Linked DNA regions of Homo sapiens: all the other regions are linked to region 3. A link is a contact called in ENCODE Hi-C or POLR2A ChIA-PET data. All regions are on one chromosome and are shown on one strand. Each heading gives the region's core, a stretch centred on a gene start or an enhancer-like site at or near the end of the contact. The rest is flanking DNA. Distances are from core to core; before and after follow the strand shown.

What was found. A loop is a pair of places that touch in the nucleus more often than their neighbours do. ChIA-PET counts read pairs that join two places held with the same protein, here RNA polymerase II (POLR2A). Pooled maps may share reads with other maps.
Region 1: a loop to region 3 is called in a map of chondrocyte, with 2.7 times the contacts of the local background. The contact joins two enhancer-like sites. A Hi-C loop is called at or near these places in 4 of 168 maps with a recorded cell type or tissue (Calu3, ascending aorta, chondrocyte and 1 more) and 5 of 50 pooled maps. POLR2A ChIA-PET finds 5 or more read pairs at or near these places in 1 of 52 experiments (PC-9).
Region 2: a map of endothelial cell of umbilical vein shows a loop between it and region 3 (2.7-fold over the local background). The contact joins the promoter of NFIA-AS2 here to the enhancer-like site in region 3. A Hi-C loop is called at or near these places in 2 of 168 maps with a recorded cell type or tissue (Calu3 and endothelial cell of umbilical vein).

Annotation. Positions count from the first base shown.
Region 1 is chr1:61,041,982-61,045,445 of GRCh38, reverse strand. No RefSeq gene overlaps it. Among named protein-coding and RNA genes, the nearest start is that of NFIA, 39 kb to the left of the region's middle. Within about 2 kb of position 1,830, at least 19 of the 41 ENCODE cell types and tissues checked have a DNase peak (open chromatin) inside an H3K27ac peak, as active enhancers do; they include ascending aorta, where a contact is called at or near this core.
Region 2 is chr1:60,969,482-60,972,684 of GRCh38, reverse strand. It overlaps NFIA-AS2 (NFIA antisense RNA 2), which reads left to right and starts at 1,945. Exons shown (of 7, transcript NR_110617.2): 1 at 1,945-2,137.
Region 3 is chr1:60,572,276-60,575,414 of GRCh38, reverse strand. The region is part of intron 4 of LINC01748 (long intergenic non-protein coding RNA 1748); the gene reads left to right. Among named protein-coding and RNA genes, the nearest start is that of LINC01748, 49 kb to the left of the region's middle. Within about 2 kb of position 1,539, at least 6 of the 41 ENCODE cell types and tissues checked have a DNase peak (open chromatin) inside an H3K27ac peak, as active enhancers do; they include ascending aorta and endothelial cell of umbilical vein, where a contact is called at or near this core.

The sequences.
Region 1 (3,464 bases), core at 581-3,080, 470 kb before region 3:
ACTTATGACCATTCACCTGCCTTGGCCTCCCAATGTGCTGGGATTACAGGTGTCAGCCACCGCACCAGGCCTATAGGCCACTTTGAAACTCATTACTGTTCTTCATATCACCTGTGTTGAATCAGAGCATTGACCTTCCCAAGTCCCAGTCTCAGTACTTCAGAATGTGGGTATCTCCCTGAGTCAATTGCAGGGCACAGGCTGTTCTGTGTAGTTTCAGCTTTGGGAAAGCAGATACTTATTACAGTGAAATGACTTTTTACAACAGACAGGAATAAGATTTGCTTAAGAAGCTGAACTGCTGCTCTTGATCATGGAGGATGGAATGTTCAGTAAGGGCCACTGGTGAGAGTCTAATAAACTGATATTACTTATTATTGACATTAAATGGACCAGTCTCATGGGCCGGTTACTCCGAAAGTCAATTACCGAAGCCTGTAGTAAAAACTCAGTGTTTTCAAATAATTTAGAGGCTCCAAAAGGTATCAGTAAAACATGGACTGCTGAGTGTCTGAGGCAACAGAGCTGACTGAACATAAACAAGATGGGCATAGTCACATATTTATTTGAAGAACTCCTGAAGATGCCCAGAGCCTAGGGATCATGGGAACGATTCTGAAATGGTTGAAAGAGAAGGAGGGGTTATATCAATACCAAAAGTATTTAGGCCCAAGGACATTGTCTCATTTAACCCTGTGTAATCCTCACAATACCAAGGCATAATTATCCCCATTTCACGGAGGGAAACAGAGACTCATAGTTACAATTCCTAAGAGGCTTGGATAGGGCTGCTTCTGTGCTAGTCTGGCCCCAAAGCCAGTAGATTATCCGTTAGATTCTGGGCCCCTCAGCCTTCTCAGTCTGGGCTTGATTTACTTGTCCAACTTTATCTTCCAACCGGAATGATTGGCTCTTTTTTTTTGACAACGTCATCTCGAACTTTATTAAGTATCTGTTTTCTAGGCTGAGCCTACATAGAACAACCTCTGAACTGCAATGGACTCACGGAGATGTCCACACACAGATGCTCTGAGACTCCACTAGCCAATTCCAATACCCATCCTTGATTTGTTTACTCAGCTTTGCTGCATCTATTTGGATACTTAATCTAACCAATTTGTCCCTTTTTTGAATTTTTCTCTCGCTAATCAGCTTGCAAGATCCTATTCTCATTCTCAATAAGCGCTGCTGGTGCCTGATTCAGTGCTCCGCACGTTGTTGTCTCTCAAGAAATCCTTGCTGGTTGCCTGTAAGGCACCCACTCTCCCTCCTTCCCTTCCCATCCTCTCCCCCAACAAAAGCTGGTGCAGAAACATCCCAAAAGGGGCCAGGTTCCACGTGCTTCGTCCCCTTCCTCTGTCCCCTCACTGTCACCCACCAGGCCCCAAATATAAAAGGCGAAAGGCGCCGTTGCAATCAAAGCCTCAAAACAAAAGGCTCAAGGGGCGACTTTATTGACTCAGCCCCAACCAACTCAAACTTCCCCGTCGTCAGAATGTTCTTTCCCGCCACTACCCTGTCTTCCTGGAGCTGAACTTAAGACTCTTGGTCTGGCACTCGAAAACGCGTGAGGGGTGTGTGTGTGTGTGTGTGTGTGTGTGTGTGTGTGTGTGTGTTGGGGGGAAATGGGAGAGGATAGCAATAGTGCCGAAGGTGGAGGCAGTGGGGTGCGGGGAGAACGTTTCCCAGGGAACCTGAGAGCCCCAGATCTCGCGGCTGGCGACTTCCAACTCTCCCAAAGAAAGCCGCGGGCCTAGCTCGTTCATCAGTGTCACATTTCAATGGCAGCGCGGGGCGGCCTCGGCCAGGTGCCCGCGCGGGGCCGCGCGCCTTCCCGGCACGGCTCGGCCCGTCGGCGATTCAGACACCGCCAACCCACAAAGCCCAGACGGGAGCCCGGGGCTTGGGGAGGCCCCGAAGGCCCTGCGCGCCTCTCCTTCCTGCCGCCCCCACTACCCGGGGCTCCTTCGCGGCCTGCCGCCGGGCAGTGCGGGCCGAGTTCGGGCCTCTGTGGCTGGAGCCCGGCCGTCCCCGCGCCCCGCTGCCGTCGTGGCTTGGGGGTTCTGTCCTTCCTGCCTTCGAAGGCCAGGTCCCTCCTCACCCTCCACGCTGGTTCCCCCGGGAGCCACTGTCTGGGGCCAGGGGAGCCGGACTTTCTGATCGCAGCCCAGCTCTGCGCGACAGCGGGGCCGCGGACACAGCGTCCGCAGAGCGGCAAGACACTTTCTAAACTCGGGGATCTTTCAGTTTGCGAACAGGGTGGCGAGTAGAACTCTACCCCCAGCGCCACTGCTTTTACCCGGCCGCCGCGAGCTGACACCAGAGGGCGCCGTTTTAATGCGCTTCGGGCAAGGACCAGCTCCGGGAGCGCTCCGGCGTCGAGGCCGGGCTCGGATCTCGGGACTCGCTGCGGCGCCCTCTCCCCTAGGGCGCTCGGCCTGGGGTGCAACAGCGAACCCCGCTTCCCTCTTCGCGAGGGGAGGTTTACTGCACAGGATTGCGCCCTGGCTTTGCACAGAATGAGGGTTCCTTGCAGCCGTCCGGGTGAGGAGGAGGAGTGGCCCCTACCTGAAGCCGTGCCCCCGCCTAACTGCTAAAGAACACGTCTGCAGGCGTTGTTCAATTGAGAACGACTAATTAATTTTCCAGCACTTGTGCAGAATACTTTAAAATGGAAAAATGAAGGTCTTCGATGAAAATGAAGCTTGATAGTGTGCACCTGCCACTAATGTACGGTGCACGGCAACTTCCCCTCATTAGAGCGATGACTTGGGTTGAGAACAAGTCATATAGTGAAAATCACTTCAACACGTGCCTGTTCATATGCATAAACTCCTGTGTACCAGATGGCAAAATATAATGACATCTTAAACAGCTAATTGCATAAACCTTGTAATGCAGATAATTGCTGTACCAAAGTAGGAGTTAATAATTTCCCACTGTATTGCTTGACTTCAGAGTAATCCTCAAGGAAAGTTGTGACAATTCTAACACACTAAAGTTCACCAAGAGGTAATTAAAACTAGCAGTTAAATCATTTGACTTTCAAACCCTTAATTATGATTCGGAAGAACTGCTTTGTGGAAACCCAGAATTTACGGATGGTTATGTGATAACATTTAATGCCTGTATTTCATCAAGTTTTCTTTCATATATTTTATTCTGGAAAGTTATTCCAATAGCAAGAGGTTTCCATTTTGGGGTAAGAGTGGTTAACTGCCACCCCCAGTTGGACTGTTGATTTTTTTCAATTAAACATTTATTTATAGAGCCCCTTCTACAATAACTAACTCCAAGCCTTACCATGTGCCTGGCATTGTTCTAAACTTTACAGGTATTATCTCATTTAATCCTCAAAGCAACCATCTGAAATGTGTACCACTGTCATCCTCATTCTCCAGATTAGGAAGCCCAGACATAGAGATGCTAAGTAATTTGCTCAAAGTTGTCTAGAAGTCACTTTC
Region 2 (3,203 bases), core at 696-3,195, 400 kb before region 3:
CTTAGCCACAGCACCCCACTGCCCCTATGCTTAGGGAAGCTACTGGGGAGAGGAGTGAGATGCTGAATAACAAGGAGACCTATGACAGCCTGGTAACAGCAGGTCATGCCTGCTTGGGTTCAAATACTTGGCCCAGTGCTTAAAGCTGTTTGGTCTTGGGTAAGTTTTTTGTGTGTGTTTATGTGTCAGTTTTTCATCTGTAAAATGAGATTTTGAGATTGCTCACTTCATAGAGAGGTATTATGAGAATGTAATGATTATGTGTGTATGTGTGTGTATGTGCATGCATATGTTCAAGTGTGTGTGCGTATGTGTGTAGCTAAGAATAATCTCTGGTCCTCCAGTTAGTATGATTTGAGAGTTTGCTATCATCATCATTGCAAGGCTATGAAGTGAACTAATTTCCAGACACATAGCGCAGACAAGAGTCACAGATTCTGAGAAGAGGGAGAATTTATTGTCAGCAGGAATGGTCAGGACAGGCTTCAATGAGGAGGTAAGAAGATGTTAAGTGGATCTCGAAGGATAGAATCACAGAGTTGGGAGTTGAAGAGACTTCAGCATTCATGCAATCATATGAGTTTATCTCATAGAAGAAATCTAGGACCACAAGGGAGAGGTGATCATGCCATGTTTATCCAGCTAGTTGGGGACAGGGCCTTGACTGGAACCCAGGTCTCCTCCAAACCATGCCTGTCTGAATTTTTCTGGGCTAGAAAAATTAGAAACCCTGCATCCCCAGTCAATACTGGTGCTCCCTCTTGTAGTCCTCACTCCACTCTAAGCACCCTTTACTACCTTTCCTCTGCCATCCCTTTGGGAGAGATGCAAGTGAGCAATGAATTCGACAGTGATAGGAAAGACCTCCTACAGAAGCAAGGGACTTGATAATCTATAAACAGTTCCTGGGTAAAAACCATGAATGTGTACAGAGCACCTACTATCAGGTGCTTACTGAATTTTCTCAATCTCCACCGTAACTGCTATCATTCTTTGTACAGATAAAAAACCAAAAGGCTTAGTTTTGTAGTATCTTAGTTTTGGTAATTTTCCCAAGATCTCACAAAAAGAAAATGTTTGAGCCAGGATCCGAACAATGGTTTATAAGATTCTTCTATCCACCCACCCATCCATCCACCCACCCATCCCTGCACACACCCATCCATGCACACACTTATCCACCCACCCATCATCCATCTGTCTATCTGTTCATTCATCTTTCCATCCAAGAAACCTTTACTGAGAGTGTGTTCCATGTAAGGCAGTGTGCTTGGTGGTATGGAGCTAAGGAGATACATAGCCCCCTGTCCTCATAGAGCTGAGTGGGGCCTCCTTGAGGGTACTGTTGGGATAGTGTTAGGGAGGAGAGTGATGAGGAAATGGTTTATGTGGAAACTGGGCACTTGGGAAGACCATGACAAGAGGATCAGTGGGTTGCTCCCTGACTCCTGCTTCTAAGGTTGCAGATGAGTGCCCAGCTGGCCAGCTGGCCACTGGCATAGTCTGCCTCTTTGTGTAAAAACTAGTGGAATCACATATGTGCTGCTCCCAGATGCAGTCTCGGCACCAACACCTTCCAAGCAGGAGGTTCTGTCATGGTGCTGCCTGCCAAGCCTTGTCCAGAGGACTGAGGCCACTTGGCCAGTTGCACTGGGCCCTGTGCCTGTGCAGAGACTGTCTCACCACAGCAGCTGGGGGCGGCAGGGAAGGGCAAGAGCTTCTTTTGTGTGTGTGTGTGTGTGTGTGTGTGTGTGTGTGTGTGTGTGTGTGTGTTTAAGCTGGAAAGAAGCCCTTTTTCACTGTGCTCTGTACTTGAGATATTTCACTGAGTGGGAGACAAAGAGGCTTTGTGTGCTCTTCAAAGTGCTCTCTGCTGACTGTGATACACATCCAGGAAAAACCCAGACCAAAGCCATGAAGTCACCCCAAGTTCAAACCCAAAATGCAATTTGCAGTGGTTAGAAATGACAAAGGATGGGTGGTAGGATCCAGAGAAAAAACAGTGAAACCCGATGGACCTTAAATAGATCTGAGGGCACTGATTTGATTATTTTGGGTGAAATCTTTTAAGAAAATCTTGTCAGATTCTTCACAGAAAATTTGGTAAAGCCTATATTTCATCGCCAGCCTAGCAAAGGTAAGACCCACGTTAATTTTCTTGGAATATCACTGTTGTTTTTATTCTTAGGGTGTATGTTAGGGAGAAGAGCAGGGAGGTAGTTTGTCAGATGTTGTTCTTTCCTTGTTAAGCTTCACCTGTTCTTAAGAGCAACTTGCACTTTGTCAGCCACAGAATAGTGCCTGCCGTTCAGGCCAGTGTTTTAGATATAATTGAATTGCTGGGACGCATTAAACATCATAGGGTTTTTAGCGGAGAAATAATTTAATGATGTGGCCTTTAGGATTGTTAATTAGCACTGTCTGTATGAACATGTAACAATAACACCACCTACCGTAAAAGCGAATGTTCTACACTTCAGGACACTCATTTCTTTAGGGCTTCCCGCAGAGAAGCAGTCATTAACTCTTTTTTTGACAAATGCTTTTAGACATGCTCTGTAGGGCCGTGAATTCACCCTTCCCTCCAATCCTGAATCCTTCTCTGCATTTATCCACAAGGCAAGCTGGCAAACAGGGAAACAAGGAGAACTGTGTGCTCAGCCCTCCAGAGTGGCACGGATTATGAGGAGGTGATGGTCCTTCCCCGCCAAGATCCTGAGACACTGTCACTCCGGAATCCAAAAAGAGATTCAGGCAAGGATGTGGGAAAGTTGGAACCCTGCATGCTGTTGGTGGGAATGCCAAATGGTGCAGCTGCTATGGAAAACAGTATGGAGGTTCCTCAAAAAATTAAAAATAGAATTACCATATGATCCAGCAGTCCCACAGGGTATTTATCCAAAAGAATTGAAATGAGGATCTTGAAGAGATATTAGTACTCCCATGTTCATTGCAGCACTATACACAATAGCCAAGATGTAGAAATGAACTAAATATCCAACAACAGATCAATGGATAAAGAAAATGTGGAACACACACACACATACACACACATCCCAGAATATTACTTAGCCTTAAAAAAGAAACTCTAAAATATGTGACAACATGGATGAATCTTGAGGACATTATACTAAATGAAATAAACCACTCAGAGAAAGACGAAACTGCATGATTCCACTTATGTGGGGTATCTAAAATTGCCA
Region 3 (3,139 bases), core at 290-2,789:
GATACTTTTGATTAAAAACAAAAGAAACCACATTTTCTTTATCCAGTCTATCACTGATGGGCATGTAGGTTGATTCCCTGCTTTTGCTATTGTGAATAGTGTTGCAATGAATATACGCATTCATGAGTCTTTGTAATAGAATAATTTGTATTCCTTTGGGTATATACCCAGTAATGGGATTGCTGGGTCAAATGGCATTTCTGTTTTTAGGTCTTTGAGGAATTACCACACTGTCTTCTAAAATGCTTAAAGTAATTTACACTCCTACCAACAGTGTATAAACATTCCTCTTTCTCCACAACCTTACCAGCATCAGTTATTTTTTGACTTTTTAATAATAGCCATTCTGACTGATGTGAGATGGTGTCTCATTTTGGTTTTGATTTGAATTTCTCTAATGATCAGTTGGAATGAGGATGTTAATGGAACACTATGCAGCCATTAAAAAAAAATGAGTTCATGTCCTTTGCAGAGACATGAATGGAGCTGGAGGCCATTATCTTCAGCAAACTAATGCAAAACAGAAAACCAAATACCACATGTTCTCAATTATAAGTAGGAGCTAAATGATGAGAACACATGGACATATAGAGGGAAACGACACACACTGAGGCCTACCTGAGGATGGAGGGTGGGAGGAGGAAGAGGATAAGGAAAAATAACTAATGAGTACTAGGCTTAATATCTCGGTAATGAAATAATCTGTACAACAAACCCCCATGATGCAAGTTTACCTATAAAACAAACCTGCACATGTACCCCTGAACTTATAATAAAACTTCAAAACAAAACAAACAAAACAAAATAAAGCCTCTAATTAAAATGGAGAATGAGTAGCTATGGAGACAAAGGCTTTTCTGTAGATACTAGAGACAAGAAGGAGGCCCTGTTGCTTCAAAATGCTGAGGTTCCTTGAGAATGTCAGTGTAGCCTTCATAAAGCTCCGGATTTCTCTCTTTTGGGGCCATGAGGGGTTATTTGCTAATCTGGAAGTTGGCATTTCGGGTGAACTGGATTTTAACTCAGCTCACTCTTCATTTTTTTGATGGCCATGGAGAAGGGATAGTGAGAGATTGAGAAGTGGAGGCTCTGAACTCCTTGTGGAGCTGTGCTCACCTCACCCTCCACCTGGGTGAGCAGGAGTTGCAGATCCAAGGGCTTTGGGCCACTAGACCTCTGGGTGGTGAGGACAGACTGTGCAGAGAAGTCATCAGCCTAGGGATGGCCTTACCACAAACTCTCTAACCCTGTGCTTTACACACTCCTGACAGGTAGAAAGTAAATTTGCATAACAAACTGTTTAAATATTCAATTTTTATCCAGCTTCAAGGCACTCTTTGTCCTCGGTAGTTCTAATGATTAGTGACCCCTTCAAAATCAGCATCATTTGTCAAATCAAATTAGCCTCCTTACTAACTGCAAGGCAGTGACATTCATCTTTTTGATGCTTTCAAACCAGTCGGAGGTAAAGTTCTCAGATGGAATGGGGCTTGGTATGCTGCATGAGTCACTTCCTCAATGAGGCAATTGTCAGAAAAATAGGAGACGTAGCTCTAAGGTAAATATTGTTGGGTCATTTGAAATGTATGCAGATTTGACATTTCCCTTCTGATTAGCATGTCTACACATTAAAGTTTTGTGTATGTCACATTGGATAGTTCAGATGCCAGGGTAATGTCAGTGAGCACTTGATAGAAACTTAATTTTGCTCCTGATGAAGAAAATGGAAGGATGAAGAGGAAAACCTAAGGTGAGAACCTTATTTAGAGTGTACAGGGGGTATTCAGAATAAAAAAAAAAAATGCTGGGAAGGAAAGTGTCATTATCTACTATGTGCCAGTTACTTTATTACCTAATTTAGTCCTTTTAGGGATATTGACCCCGTTTGAATAATTAAAATAGGTGAATCAACAGGCTTAATGCCAACAGATAGTAGAATAGTAGAGCTGAAAGTTCAAGCTCATGTGTGTTTGATGCTGAAGTCCATGCTTCTTCCTGCAGAGTGTTGCCTCCATATGATGCAAAATATCCAACCTAGCCCTGACATGAAAACTTAATTGAAAGTATCCAACAGTGGGTAAGCATCCTGACTCTGTCATTACGTTGCAAATTTAAAATTAGAAACTCAGAGCATTTCCTGGTACAACTTGTTCTTTTGTAAATAATGACTCTTCAGTCTCCACTTGAACACTTGCAGTGACCAGGAGCTAGCTTATGATTTCACCATTCATCCATGTCTATATTTATTCCTATGTCCCTTCATATACCAATAATTATGTCCTTCCATATTTAAGTGTACAATTGTATCTGCATCTAATTATGACTTTAGAGTATTTGCTCTGTTAGGGACTATGTTGTGTCTTTCACTTATTGTATCATTTATCATCACAAGAAGCCAGTAAGATATGTTATATTATTATGTAGACTTAATGGAAAAAAAATACTTGGACTTAAAAAAGATAAGTAGCTTGCCTGAGCCACATAACTAAGGAGCAGCATGTCTAAGTAGTACATCACCTCCCAGTTTCAAACTTTTTTCTAATACAGTGCTAATCCACAGCTCATAATATGCAGAAAGAGCAATATCAGCTTTTATCCTCAATTTGAACTTGCCTATCTAATCCTGCTTTCTTATTTTGTGTTGTCAAAATCATATAAAATATAGTACTTGTTCAAGAACATTGGCAAAGTGCTCCAACTAAATCCAGGCTTTAGAGATCATCTGTACATAAGGGCTACCGCTAGGCACTTTTCTCATACCCAGCACCATACATTAGATCTGGGGTTGGCAACTATGGCCTACAGGTCAAATCTTTGTCCATGCCTGATCTTTTAAATAAAGTTTTATTGGAACATAGCCATGCTCATTCATTTACTTATTGCCTTTTTTCTCCACTACGAGAGCACAGTTGAATAGTTGTGACAAGACCATATATCCCATAAAGCCTAAAATATTTACTCTCTGATCCTTTCGACAGAGTTTGCTAACTCCGCATTAGGACTCTTGCATAAATCTATCATGTTACCTATGGAAAAGGTGTACAAAAGGGATACAGAGTATCTGGGGGTGGCCATGCATGCTATAGAATAAGTTGCAGAGTAATTGCCAAAATAGTGTTTTAAGCTGGAGAACCAAGAC